Regions from separate parts of the Homo sapiens genome. Here region 1 is linked to region 2. A link is an interaction called in ENCODE POLR2A ChIA-PET data of the cell type or tissue named here. Cell type or tissue: PC-3. All regions are shown on one strand. Each heading gives the region's core, and the rest is flanking DNA. Links, peaks and the distances in the headings are about the cores only.

What was found. Peaks named below come from ENCODE experiments on the same cell type or tissue, not always from the same donor. Only the 100,000 strongest peaks of a DNase experiment are listed, where the experiment ranks them.
Region 1: POLR2A ChIA-PET joins it to region 2 with 15 read pairs; 3 of 35 experiments call an interaction of 5 or more read pairs at or near these places.

The regions. Positions count from the first base shown.
Region 1 is chr2:84,993,277-85,000,439 of GRCh38, forward strand. All of the region lies in intron 1 of KCMF1 (potassium channel modulatory factor 1), which reads left to right. Among named protein-coding and RNA genes, the nearest start is that of KCMF1, 26 kb to the left of the region's middle. In PC-3, for the core only: no CTCF peak of the experiment used is centred there; a DNase peak (open chromatin) is centred at 3,865; H3K27ac peaks cover 2,512 bases.
Region 2 is chr2:85,050,091-85,057,253 of GRCh38, forward strand. It overlaps KCMF1 (potassium channel modulatory factor 1), which reads left to right. Exons shown (of 7, transcript NM_020122.5): 7 at 3,058-7,163. The coding sequence ends at 3,319. Among named protein-coding and RNA genes, the nearest start is that of LINC01964, 14 kb to the right of the region's middle. In PC-3, for the core only: no CTCF peak of the experiment used is centred there; a DNase peak (open chromatin) is centred at 3,921; H3K4me3 peaks cover 927 bases; H3K27ac peaks cover 2,044 bases.

The sequences.
Region 1 (7,163 bases), core at 795-5,794, 57 kb before region 2:
CAAGACTGTCACTGTCCTCATGACATAATAGATGTGTTGGATGGTAATATAAGAGGAGCTCATCACGACTGAGTAGCTCACAGAGTGTTGATCCACAGATAGTGTCAACCTGCAATACAGAGAAGATCACCGAGGTGATAATCACTTTTTTCTGTTGGGAGATAATTTGTTTTGTATGGACCGAGATTAACACATAGTTGATGTACTCCCTTAATCTATTACCCAGCTTCACATCAACATTTTATCATTTTTTGGTCAATTCTCTACCCCCATTATTTATTTATTTATTTATTTATTTATTTATTTATTTATTTTTGAGATGCAATTTTACTCTTGTGCCCCAGGCTGGAGTGCAATGGTGCAGTCTCGGCTCACTGCACCCTCCACCTCCTGGGTTCAAGCGATTCTGCTGCCTCAGCCTCCCGAGTAGCTGGGATTACAGGCATGCGCCACCGTGCCTGGCTATTTTTTGTATTTTTAGTAGAGACAGGGTTTCATCATGTTGGCCAGGCTGGTCTCAAACTCCTGACCTCAAGTGACCCGCCCACCTTGGCCTCCCAAAGTGCTGGGATTACAGGTGTGAGCTACTGCGCTTGACCTACCCCCCATTTTTGAGTTTGAACATTTTTTGTTTTGTTTTGTTTTGTTTTGTTTTGTTTTGTTTTGTTTTGTTTTGTTTTGTTTTGTTTGAGACAGAGTCTTGCTCTGTCACCCAGGCTGGAGTGCAGTGGCGTGACCTCGGCTCACTGCAAGCTCCGCCTCCTGGGTTCACGCCATTCTCCTGTCTCAGCCTTCCAAGTAGCTGGGACTACTGGCACTCGCCACCATGCCCGGCTAATTTTTTTGTATCTTTGGTAGAGGCGAGGTTTCACCATGTTAGCCAGGATGGTCTCGATCTCCTGACCCTGTGATCCGCCCATCTCGGCCTCCCAAAGTGCTGGGATTACAGGCGTGAGCCACCGCGCCCGGCCAAGTATGAACATTTTAAAGCAAATTTCAGACCTGCATATCCTTTTACTCACAAATATTTCTGTATTTATCTGTAACTACTGGATAGTGATGCACTACACACACTTGTGTGTGTATATGGAATTGCAATGTTACTATCACACCTCACTAAACTAACAATACTTCTTTTTTTTTTGAGACGGAGGTTCGCTTTTGTTGCCCAGGCTGGAGTGCAATGGCGTGATCTCAGCTCACTGCAACCTCCACCTCCCGGGTTCAAGCGATTCTCCTGCCTCAGCCTCCTGAATAGCTGGGTTTACAGGCATGCGCCGCCACACCCAGCTAATTTTGCATTTTTAGTAGAAACGGGGTTTCTCCATGTTGGTCAGGATGGTTTCAAACTCCCAACCTCAGCTGATCCACCCACCTCGGCCTCCCAAAGTGCTGGGATTACAGGCATGAGCCACCACGCCCAGCCAACAACACTTCTTTAATATTTAATACTCAGTTCATGTTCAGTTTTCTCATTTGTCAAGTATGTCTTTTTAGTTTGTTAAAATCAGGATCCAGATAAGATCCACATGTTACATTTGGTTGATAGGTCCTTTAAAATGTCTATTTATAGTAGCCCTCTTCTTGAAAATACTGTTTATTTGTTGAAAAAACTGGATCATTCCTTTGATAGTATTTCCCATATTTGGGATTGCATTTTAATGATATTTTAATACATTCTTTTCATCGCCTGTATTTCTTTTAAGTGGTGCTCAGTTCTAGAGCCTTTTTCGAAATTTAAATTTTATTAATTTTTTTTTTTTGAGATGGAGTCTTGCTCTGTTGCCCATGCTGGAGTGCAGTGGTGCGATCTTGGCTCACTACAACCTCCGCCTCCTGGGTTCAAGCAATTCTCCTGCCTCAGCCTTCTGAGTAGCTGGGATTACAGGCGCCCACCACCAACCCCAGCTAATTTTCATATTTTTAGTGGAGACGGGGTTTCACCATGTTGGTCAGGCTTGTCTGGAACTCCTGACCTCGTGATCCACCCACCTTGGCCTCCCAAAGTGCTGGGATTACAGGTGTGAGCCAACCGTGCCTGGCCAATTTTATTATTTTGTTTTTCTTGCTATGATAGATATGTTCAGAGTTTCAGGGTATCAGTTCTAGAGTCTTGATTCAGGTTTTTGTCTTTGGTAAGAATATTTCGTAGGTGCCGAATATGTTTTTATAAGAATATGAGTGTTATACTTCTTATTACATCATACTGACAGGCTTAGAATGTCTGGTTGTCTCAGTGGGTTCAGATGTCAGGCTGTTCCTTTATTGTCTGTCACTGATGTGAGCTACTTGGATCTATCTATCCTTTGTTAGTGATTGCAAGAGGTTGACTTTCCAACTTTATCATTTTTATTTCTGTGTTTATTCATTAGAATTCTTTTATAAAGAATTCTTGGCTGAGCACGATGGCTCATGCCTGTAATCCCAACACTGGGAGGCCAAGTTGGAAAGATCACTTGAGGCCAGGAGTTCAAAACAAGCGTGGGCAATACATTGAAACCCTGTGTCTTTAAAAAATCCATTTTTAAAAAGAACTCTTATTCACATACTTTAAGTAAAATGCTCAAATGTAAAGGAAAAATGAAAACAATATGTGATAATATGCCTTTCAAGATACAGATGCTTAGGAAGTTATTTAAAGAAGTAATGAAGAAGTCAGATACTCTATAAATGTGATGGCTTCAAATGCAAGTCCATAACAGACATGTTGTATTGAAGTTCAGATACCACAAGCAGTATTGCCGTCAATGTTGTTTCTTTTTGAACAGCTCATAGTTTCAAGTTCCAAGCAATTGTATTACTGGTGATTTCAGTGTGTATGTTAAAATCATGCAAAAGTACTTAGTACCTATATAAAAATTGATTTAGCTTCTACACTCAAGTAATTATAAACAGGTTTTTCTTTTGGGACATTTGACAGTTATGTGAAAGGTGAGTCTTCGTTGTGTAGTATTGTCTGTTACACTGCAGGTGTCTAGAATTGCTGATAGTGTTCTCCCTCTAAAGTAATGTCACCCAACCACTTGTAAATTGACGATAATAAGACAGGAAATCAAGAACCAATATAAATAAGCAAACATTTGAAAATAAGAGCTAAAAATCAAAAATAATCTCTCTTTTTGCTGATAATACTTTATACCTAAATAACCTAAGATTTTTTTTTTTTTTTTTTTTTTGAGACAGAGTCTTGGCTCTGTCACCCAGGCTGGAGTGCAGTGGTGCAATCCCGGCTCACTGGAACCTCCGCCTCCTGGGTTCAAGCGATTCTCCTGCCTCAGCCTCCTGAGAAGCTGGGATTACAGATGTGCACCACCATGCTCGGCCAATTTTTGTATTTTTAGTAGAGACAGGGTTTCACCATGTTGGCCAGACTCGTCTCAAACTCCTGACCTCAGGTGATCCACCTGCCTCGGCCTCCTAAACTGCTGAGATTACAGAGGAGTGAGCCACCATGCCTGGCCTAACCTAAAAGTCTCTTTAAAAATTATTAGAATTAATGAGATAATTTAATAAGTAGCTGGGTATGTATAGTGATTCTTTGCTTAATGAGAGGGATACGTGCTGAGAAATGCATCGTTAGGTGATTTTGTCATTGTGTGAACATCATAGAGTGTACTTACAGAAACCTAGACGGTATAGCCTACTACACATCTGGGCTATGTATGTTGGCCAGGCTAAGCTATTGCTCCTAGGCTACAAACCTGTACAGTATGTTACTGTACTGAATACTGTAGGTAATTATAACAGAATAATAACTGTATGTAAACATAGAAAAGATACAATAAAAATGTATGATCTTATGAGACTGCCGTGGCTATGCAGTCTATTGTTGATTTAAGTGTTGTGCATGACTATACCTAGCGTGACAACTACTCAGTCATAGAACAGGTTTGCAACTTAGTTTCACTGAAAATTTTTTTGTGGTGCTCACTTTTTTTTCCCTCATAAAATTGCTTGTTTCTTCCTGATTGTTGTAGGTCTTGAGGATATTAAACCTTTTTAATTATAGGATTTTTTTTCCATTTTCATTTGGCTTATACGTAGTGTCTTGGTTCCCCAAAAGATACTCATTTTTATTATAGACATATCCTCTGCCTTTCCTTTTTGCTTTCTGGATTTCATCATATCTAAAAAGGCGGTTACCATGCCCATGATTCTTTTGTTTGCTTTTAAGACCGAAAAGGTGAAAAAGCAATTGAGGACTTGAAGAAGGCATATATTTCTTACCCCTCACTCCCCATGGTCTCCTCTTAAGAGGAAGGCATCATATTAGGAAATGGATCACAGAGTAGGACACAGATCTCAGGAAGGGAGGAGACCTTTCTGAAGGAGGCAAGGAGCATGAGGTACCTTGTAAAATTGTTGAGTGGTGTCTGTTCAGTTATTGTGCCTCATCTATAAGGGTTGAAAGGCCTTGGGGTTGAGGGAGCACTTAGCAGTGCCTTGCATACTAATTTGATGTTGACTTACAGCAAAAAATACATTTTCTTTTTTTTTTTTTTTTTTTTTTTTGAGATGGAATCTCACTTTGTCACCCAGGCTGGAGAGCAGCGGTGCAATCCTGGCTCACTGCAACGTCCGCCTCCTGGATTCAAGTGTTCTCATGCCTCGGCCTCCCGAGTAGCTGGGATTACAGGTGTGCATCACCACACCCAGCTATTGTTTTTTGTATTTTTAGTAGAGACAGGGTTTCTCCATGTTGGCCAGGCTGGTCTTGAACTCCTGACCTCAAGTGATCTGCCCACCTCGGACTCCCATAGTGCTGGGATTACAGGCATAAGCCCCCGTGCCCAGCCAAAAAGTACATTTTACTTATTTATTTATTTATTTTTGAGACGGAGTTTCTCTCTTGTTGCCCAAGCTGGAGTGCAGTGGTGTGATTTTGGCTCACTGCAACCTCTGCCTCCCAGGTTCAAGCACTTCTCCTGCCTCAGCCTCCCGAGTAGCTGGGATTACAGGTGCACGCCACCATGCCCGGCTGATTTTTTTTGTATTTTTAGTAGAAACAGGGTTTCACCATGTTAGCCAGGCTGGTCTCAAACTCCTGACCTCAGGTGATCCACCCGCTTTGGCCTCCCAAACTGCTGGGATTATAGGCATGAGCCACCATGGCCAGCCTATAATACATATTTATAGCACCCAGAAAACACATACATAATGGAAACAAACACTTTATAAAATAATACCTGATTTGCAGTATAGTCTGATAATTTCTAATTCTTTTCTGTTTTTAAGAAGTTCTGGTTAAGATCCACTAAATTAATAATTCTCAACCCTGTCAGAGCCAACGCCTTATTTATTTATTTATTTATTTATTTACTTACTTACTTACTTACTTATTTGAGACAGAGTCTTGCTCTGTCACCCAGGCTGGAGTGCAGTGATACGTGATCCCGGTTCACTGCAACCTCTGCCTCTTGGGTTCAAGCTGTTTTCCTGCCTCAGCCTCCCAAGTAGCTGGGATTACAGGCGTGTACCACCCCGCCCAATTAATTTTTTTTTTTTTTGTATTTTTAGTAGAGACAGGGTTTCACCATGTTGGTCAGGCTGGTCTTGAACTCCTGACCTCAAGTGATCCACCCAACTCGGACTCCCAAAGTGCTGGGATTACAGCTATGACCCACTGTGCTGGGCCTCTTACCTATCTATCTATCTATCTATCTATCTATCTATCTATCTATCTATCTATCTGTCTGTCTGTCTATCTACCTACCTATCTGTCCACCCACCCACCCACCCACCCATCCATCCATCCACCCACCCATCCATCCATCCATCCATCCATCCAAGACGTAGTCTTGCTCTGTCACCCAGGCTGGAGTAATCCCAAAGTGCTGGGATTACAGGCATGAGCCACTGCGCCTGGCCTCTTATTTATTTATTTATATATCTGAGACAGAGTCTTGCTCTGTCGCCCAGGCTGGAGTGCAGTGGCGTGATCTCTGCTCACTGCCACCTCAGCCTCCCGGGTTGAAGCAATTCTTCTGCCTCAGCCTCCCAAGTAGCTGGGATTACAGGTGCCCGCCAACACACCCGGCTAATTTTTGTATTTTTTAAGTAGAGACACGGTTTCACCATGTTGGCCAGGCTGGTCTTGAACTCCTGAATTCGTGATCTGCCTGCCTCGGCCTCTCAAAGTGTTGGGATTACAGGCGTGAGCCACCACACCCGGCCTCATTTATTTTTTATAACAAATAATTTAATGCCTATTGATTATCCTGAAGTAAGGTTAATAGGTGAGTCTTTAACTACATTAGAATCTGACGTTACAGTGAAATAACTGAGTACCTATACCTACTTACAATAAATAAGTTGGACTTAAAAGAAATAAGATCAGAAGAACTTTCATTTTCCTATACTATTTATAGATATGGGTAGATACCAGAATGAAAACTGTTAGAATGAGTAAAAGCAGAATTATTTGCATATAAGAGAAAGGGGGAAATAATTTTGTTTGATGTAGGGATAACATAAGACAAATTACATACTTTCCACATGGAAAAATAAAAATAGTATCACATAGTCACTAGTGAGTTTGACCTAATTATAGTGTCAAAATAATTCCCAGTTAGAGGCCCTGACAGGAGACAAGGAAGTGAGGAAATCTCACAGAAAACCTGGTGGCATTTACATTCAGCCCCTAGTACTTAAATGTCCCCTGGAGAAAATACTCCTTAATAGGCAATGAGTAATAAAGGATAGATTAGAAAAAGAAACAGGAATAGATGTGTGGTAGACTTCAGGGGACATTAAAAAAAAAAGAAAAATAATAGCAACCTCAAAATAAATAAGTTCAATATTTAATTTTTACAACATAGATTTCTACCTATTGTGTCATAAAAAATTAAATATAACTAAGACGATATTGATTTTTTTTGAGATGGAGTCACCCAGGCTGGAGTGCAGTGGCACAGTCTCGGCTCACTGCAAGCTCCGCTTCCCAGGTTCACGCCATTCTCCTGCCTCAGCCTCCCGAGTAGCTGGGACTACAGGTGCCCGCTACCATGCCCAGCTAATTTCGTGTTTTTAGTAGAGACGGGGTTTCACCGTGTTAGCCAGGATGGTCTCGATCTCCTGACCTCGTGATCCGCCCATCTCAACCTCCCAAAGTGCTGGGATTACAGCCGTAAGCCACTGCGCCCAGCTATGAAATATATTTTTTA
Region 2 (7,163 bases), core at 916-5,915:
AGTAGCCAAGATTGCACCATGCACTCCAGCCTGGGTGACAAGAGTGAGACCCTGTCTCTAAAATAAAATAACTGGTCTTGTTCTCAAGGTATATATCATCATATAATATGAATTGTTTTGCCATAGTACCCATAAAACTTAAACACTATATCATTATATATATATGGTTCATATTAGGTGTATTTATCATAATTAACGTTGCTTGTTATTGCCAGTTTTAATCTGCTTTGAAATATTAAAAGTATAAGAAGGATTTCATAATACAGTGGCAGTTTTCTCCTGTGAATTTCTAAAAAAGCTAGATTTAAATTTTTATGGTTGGCACACAAAAGTAACTTAAAAAAATGGCTTCCTATGGTATAAATAATATTTAGTAAAACAGTAAACTACTCTACTAGATGGAGTTCTTGTTTGCTTCTGAAACTGTTAGCAACTGCATGTATTTGTCTGCCAAAACTTCACAGGCATTTTATGTGACTTTTAGGAATATAAAGAATTCTTAAAAGAGCAATGATGAGTGGAGACTTAGCCTCAACAGATAATGAACCTGGACTAATTGGGCTTTTAAGGGAGCAGAGAGGAACATAAAGGAAGAACTGTAAAATGAAGAATAAAGTTTGTGTAATACATGATTATTTCCAAAATGCAGTGTGTATGACAATTCATTGGGATGTTAGAGGAAAATATTATAATTTCTACTTATGTTTCTTTTATCTCATACTCTGTTAATACAGTGGTGCATGTGTATAGTTATAAATAACATATTGTGGGTGCAGAATAAAAAATGCTTGAAAATCCCTGGGCTAGAGCCCCAGCTTTGCCAATTACAAGTTTTGGACCTCAGGCAAGTCATTTCACTCCTCCAAACCTCAATTTTATCATCAGTATCCCAGAAGTTTTGCCTTTAGAGAGATAATTATTTTGAGGATTAAATGGAATACTGGTATGTGTATGGTCTGGCTCACTATCTGGCCTATAGTAAAGGTCCAATTAATGGTACTCGTTATCAACATTTGTTATGAAACCAAGAAAAACATTTTAAATGGGTAATTTACCTTTGAATTATCTCTGCAAGGTCAGTAACTGTGCCTGGTTATTACCAGATAATGCTGCTTTAATGTAAGAAAACCACAGAGCCACAGATGGAGCTACCTGCTGCCATGTAGCCTTCCCCATAGGGACTGACCAGCAGCAGGTCTATAACATACCAGATCTAAGTCCCTACCTCAAAAAGGAGATCTACTAGCGTGCATTTCTACTGAGAGTTCACAGAACTGTGGGTGGAATGTCTTGCCAGTGCCCTTTGGAAAAGACATCTTCCTACCCACCCTTGCCCTATCCTTTTTTTTTTTAAGACCCAAACTACTCAGCTTGATCTGTAATTTTTTTCTGTGCATTTATTCCACACCCAACTCTCAGAGCATGGTATGAGTGACCTCTGAGTGCTGTCTGTGGATTCTGGTTGTAGCTTCTTGAAATCCCCCTTCTATCATCTGATACTGTACATTCTATGGTACCATGCAGTTTGCAAACCACTTTCCACATCTTTTATTGTATTATATTCATATGATTTATTTAAGGCAATATTTCCCCAGAAATACTCTCTTAACTTCATATATTCAAAGGAATATATGTAATTACTTATGTTCTTCCACCCCCAATTAATAAGGTTGCAGAAAGCAAAGTAAGGAAAATTAAGAGATTATTTACTGTTGGGCTTCTTAGAACTTCAAATATATTAACATGCATTGTGAATTTTCAAGGCAAGGAGAACGGCTGCAGTGTATGCAGGGGAGATCCTGCTCTCTGGTCACACAGCTCTTATGTGATATATATAGGGCCCAAGCCTTATTTTTGGTCTTTTCTTTGACCAGGGGCAGTTCCTATTCATGTTGCCCTGCAACTGATGGTAAGGTCACAGTTTCTTTGAAGTCCAAGATAGTTGACCTTTTAGAAAGTGATTATTGGAGTGTGTAAGTCAGATCGGTCTTTTTTTGAGATAGAATTTCGCTCTTGTTGCCCAAGCTGGAGTGCAATGGCACGATCTCGGCTCACTGCAACCACCGCCTCCCAGGTTTAAGCGATTCTCCTACTTCAGCCTCCCGAGTAGCTGGGATTATAGGCACGCACCCCCACACCTGGCTAATTTTTTGTATTTTTAGTAGAAATGGGGTTTCACCACATTAGCCAGGCTGGTCTCAAACTCCTGACCTCAGGTGATCCGCCCGCCTTGGCCTCCCAAAGTGCTGGGATTACAGTCATGAGCCACCGTGCCTGGCCAGATCTAATCTTTTGACAGTGGGACCAGTTCATTTTGCTAACCCCAACTTGAAGATCCTCACAAGCCTTGCAGTTTCATTTATATCCTAAATGTTATATTTCATCAAGAAATTTGTCTAGTCTCTGTGCAGATGAGCCAGGTTTCCCAGCATAGCCCAGATCTCATAAGTACATGCATCAGGGGAGCAAGTCAGGCAGGTAGACCTTGTGTCTGCCCTGCTACACTGTAGGTCCTTGGTAGAAGAAATGTAGGAGTTTGTATGTATGTGTTTTCTTGCCCTTTCTAGCTTCTGCATATACCAAGAAGAATTAAATAGAGTAATAGAGAAAAGTCAGAGGAAATCTTAGGATATTTTTCAGTTGAATATTCTGTTCACTGCAGATTTTGTTTTTGTGTTTTATTTTCCTCTTTTTATTTACCCCCAGATGAAATTCTGGTTAGATACTTTCCCAAGCATCTAATCTGTAAGAAATCCTGTTTTCCTTAGAAAATTTTCACCTAGCTTTCTCTGGAGTGGAAAAAGTCTAAATGTCTTTTTTTTTCTCATTGAGTCTAATTAAAGCATAGATTTGCACCTCCAGGTAACAGTATTGCAACAAGTGTGGGGAATTCGTCTCAACACAATTAAGGATAAATTACAGCCAAGTATTCCAGCAATGTCTCATTCTGAATTTTGCCACCTGTAAAACTTCACAGTGGAGAGCACTGTAGAAATTGGCCATGCCATTGTTCATTGACTTTTTAACAATAAGGTCTTTTCTTTTTAACTTACACAGGTTGAATGATCCTAAAATGTCTGAAACGGAGCGCCAGTCCATGGAAAGCGAGCGTGCAGACCGCAGCCTGTTTGTCCAAGAGCTCCTTCTGTCCACTTTAGTGCGTGAAGAGAGCTCATCCTCAGATGAGGATGATCGGGGGGAGATGGCAGATTTTGGTGCTATGGGCTGTGTAGATATTATGCCTTTAGATGTTGCTTTAGAAAACCTAAATTTAAAAGAGAGTAATAAAGGAAATGAGCCTCCACCACCTCCTCTTTGATGACATCCCAATTCGCAGACAATGTCCTCTGTGCTGTATTTGCCAATGAAAGTGGACAACAACTATCTTGGGTTTGTTTGGTGATTGTAATTTCAGGTCTGTCACTCTTGTTACATTGTGTACATTCAAAAGGAAGAGAGAAAATATATATGATAATCATTTCCACTTAACTAATTTTTACTTCTAGCAGGTAAATGTAGGTAGCAGTGCAGGGGTGATCTCTGCTTCCTGTACCTTGACATGCAAAAGGCTCTCCTAATACTCCACATTCAAACTGAAGAGGAAAATTGAAATCTCTAATGAAGCTGCTGTGTGTATTTATGAATATTAATGAATAAAAACTGCTTGGATGGTTTACCTTAACTACTGCATGAGGTTTTTTGCAGCGTGCATGAGTTTTAGTGACCTTGTTATTTAAGAAGTTAAATACAAGGAGTAAAACTTAAAAAAAAAATACAAAGCCCAAAGCTTTCCCAAACATTATTCAATGGTTACACGACGAAGTAGCTTTTGAATAATGTCTGCCTGAATCACCTTTCTTTGTGTGCCTCCTACGCACAAAGCCAGCTCTGCAGTGGAATCTGGGGATTATAGCCGGGTGTGGCACTCCGCCCTGTGTGACTGTCCTGTCGCCCTGTTAGTCATCTTGCCTGTGTGGAGCTCAGCCTGTCTCTTTAACTCATCTGTAGAAGACACACCAGTAAAGCTACTGTTGGAATCTGCTGCAGGGGCCTTTGTGTGCCCTAAAAACAAATCCTGTTCATGTTTGTTTAAAGTTTTTACTTTTTGTGGTTGTTTAAAATTTTTTCAATTGTTAAATATGTTTTATTCAGGTGTAGATGAATTTCATTTATTGACTGTTCAACAGAGTTAACCTGAATTATGTTGTCTTTGTTTTTAAAAATCTCACATTCTCAATCATATTTTGCATTATTTATGTATTTGCTTTGTAGTTTGCTGAGACAGATCAGTATCAGGGGAGCTTTGAGGATTTGCCTTCCCAGATTTGTCAGTATATTACAACCAAATTCTTAATGCTAATTTTAGCACCTTTTATTTATTGGGTTTTTTCTGGCATAAAAAGTAAAGCCTTTTAATTGAATCATGCCACCTATATGCCTATATTATTAATCCTATGTGTAAAAAAAATGTACAGCTTTTTTTGGGTTTGTTTTGGGGTTTGGAAGGGCCGGGTTATTTTTTATTTCCTGTTTCAGTTTTTGTGCATAGACTTTCACAATAGCTCCAAGGCAGGGACAGCGGGTTTGGGGGTTGGGAGGGCAGTTTTTGGAATGTAAATTTAGGACTTTTAAAAAGGTGCGCACAGCTTCTGATAAATTTATAACTAGACTTAACCTAATCATGTCTCGTTCCAGTTCTCTTTTCTCTGAGCCCTTTTCAAAGTCTCCTCTCTTTCTCCTGTCATCCTTTTCCTTTCCTGTCCGTGTATCTCCGTTTCTTCAACATGACAAGCATACAGACTTGAACACCCCTCCGGTGTTCTTCCGAGAACTGTGAAGTCCATGTTCATCCAAATGTAACCAAAAAAGAAGTCACCCTACATGTCTGAAAAACTGTTGCTTCTCCTCTGAAACTTCAAACTCCAACGATTTCCAAATACAATAGCTTTGTTTTCTTTAGTTCTGTAATGGATAATGTTTAAAGGAAAACTTTACACCAGGCTTCTGGTTACACTAGAAGTCAAGCCCATTAGGGATTTTCATTTTTTTTCATTTGGTTGTTGAGAAGTTTCAAAAATCAGTTTTCAAGCTGTGGTCTTTCAAACACATCTGCACATAAGTCACACATTTCAATAAAGCATTTTCAAGACTGTTGACCACTTGAATTTCTTTGGTGTTAGTGGATTAACCTAACCATTACTCTGAGATTTTATATCTCTAATCCAGTATTTTTTTTCTTTTTATGCTAAACATGGGAGATCCTGGTTTTGTGTGAATGCATTATTTTGGATGTGAGAAATAAATGCCAATTATATGTACTTTCCCTTTTCTGCACAAATTCTGGGAAAATGTAAAAGCCTTCATTTTTTAACATGGTTTTAGGGAACAACTGTAAGTCCATTCAGAGCAGTTTAATTTAGATGATCACTTTTAACACTGCAGAAGACCTAAGGAGTCATAAGATTCCATCTCATGTAGAATACTGTATATTAATTATTTTTTACCAGATATTTTACAAATACCTCACCTCATCCTGTATGTAATCAATAATGTATTATTTTAGGGTAGAACGACACAGAATATCAATATAAAAATATATTCAAGCCCTTGAAATTCTTGTGTCCTTTTTCTTTAGTTTCTGAATGAAAATCTTATTACTGGATGTACTATTGAATAAAAATTAATTGCAAAGACTTTGATGGAGACAAAATCAAAATATACCACTGTTTATTTTGGCAGCACCTTCAAATTTCTAAGGACCAGATCCTGAATTTTGAGAATTTTTTGTTTCGTTGAGTTTTGAGTGTCTAGGATATAAGTTTATAAATGTTCTACAGTGCTTGTCTTTACTTCCTGTTTAGAAATCATTTAAATCTTTCCCCTCGAGGTGCTCTGGAAGAAGTTTAATTTCAGCTCTGAACAAGTAGAAATAACTGTGCTTCCTTGTATGGCTGCAATCATAAGACAGAATTTCTGTGGTTGGCTACCGTGAAATCTTTGTATTTATATTGCATTGTTTTGTTAAAAAAAAAAAAATCCACAGAAGTAGAACCTAGGTTTGCTACTAACAAAGTAGTGGATTCTTATAATTAGGCTCAGGTAAAGTAAGAGAAAACTTCTCTCCCTGTGGCCCCCAGAGAAATGAAGTAGGATAGCAGATTACACTATTAGAAATAATAGACGTAACAAAAAAAATCCAGCCCATTATCCCCACCCCCCATTTTCCCTCTCAATATTAGAAATTTCAATAATATGCTGACAGATTTTCAAAGGTCACCAAGGCTTTTGTGTTTTTTTCCGGTCTGTGGGCCACAGTTAAAAGAACGGGTAACAGGTTCAGAGTTCTCTTGATACGTCCAAGCCTTAGTTTCCAGGAAAAAAGCTAGGCTCCTCACTGCAAATATTAACGCTTTATATATTTACTCCATGGATGTTGGGGTAAGCACATATATCAATAGTTCATAGCTCTAGTTAAGGACAAAGTGGGTTGGGGGGTAGAAGGAGAATACTAGAGAGGTTACGGTAGCAGGTGGCTGCAGAAAAGAATCTTTTGAATGGGATTCCTGTAACAGTGTTCAGTACCAATATTAAGTCTACTGTAAGTGGGGTCTGATATGGCTTACTGATACAGGCATGTGTAAAAAACTAAGTGTGATGGAGGAATGGGTGCTAAAAGCTCTTAACAGTTTTGTAGAGAAGCCCTGCAGCCGTGTTTACTATATATGACATGCCTGTTTCTTAGTTTGCATGCACAGTTTAAGGGGCACATGCAATATTGGTTTCATGTGCAGTAAAAATTAAAACACGGCTGAGCGTGGTGGCTCACGCCTGTAATCCCAGCACTTTGCGAGGCCGAGGCGGGTGGATCACGAGGTCGAGTTTGAGACCATTTTGGCCAGCATAGTGAAACCCCATCTCTACTAAAAAATACAAAAAGTTAGCTGGGCATGGTGGCAGGCACCTGTAATCCCAGCTACTCGGGAGGCTGAGGCAGGAGAATCGCTTGAACCTGGGAGGCAGAGGTTGCAGTGAGCTGAGATCACGCCGCCATTGCACTCCAGCCCGGGCGACGGTGCAAGACTCTGTCTCAAAAAAAAAAAAAATTAAAACACTAGGTACGAAATTATCCCAGAATTATACGCGAAAGTTGGTGTTCATGCTGG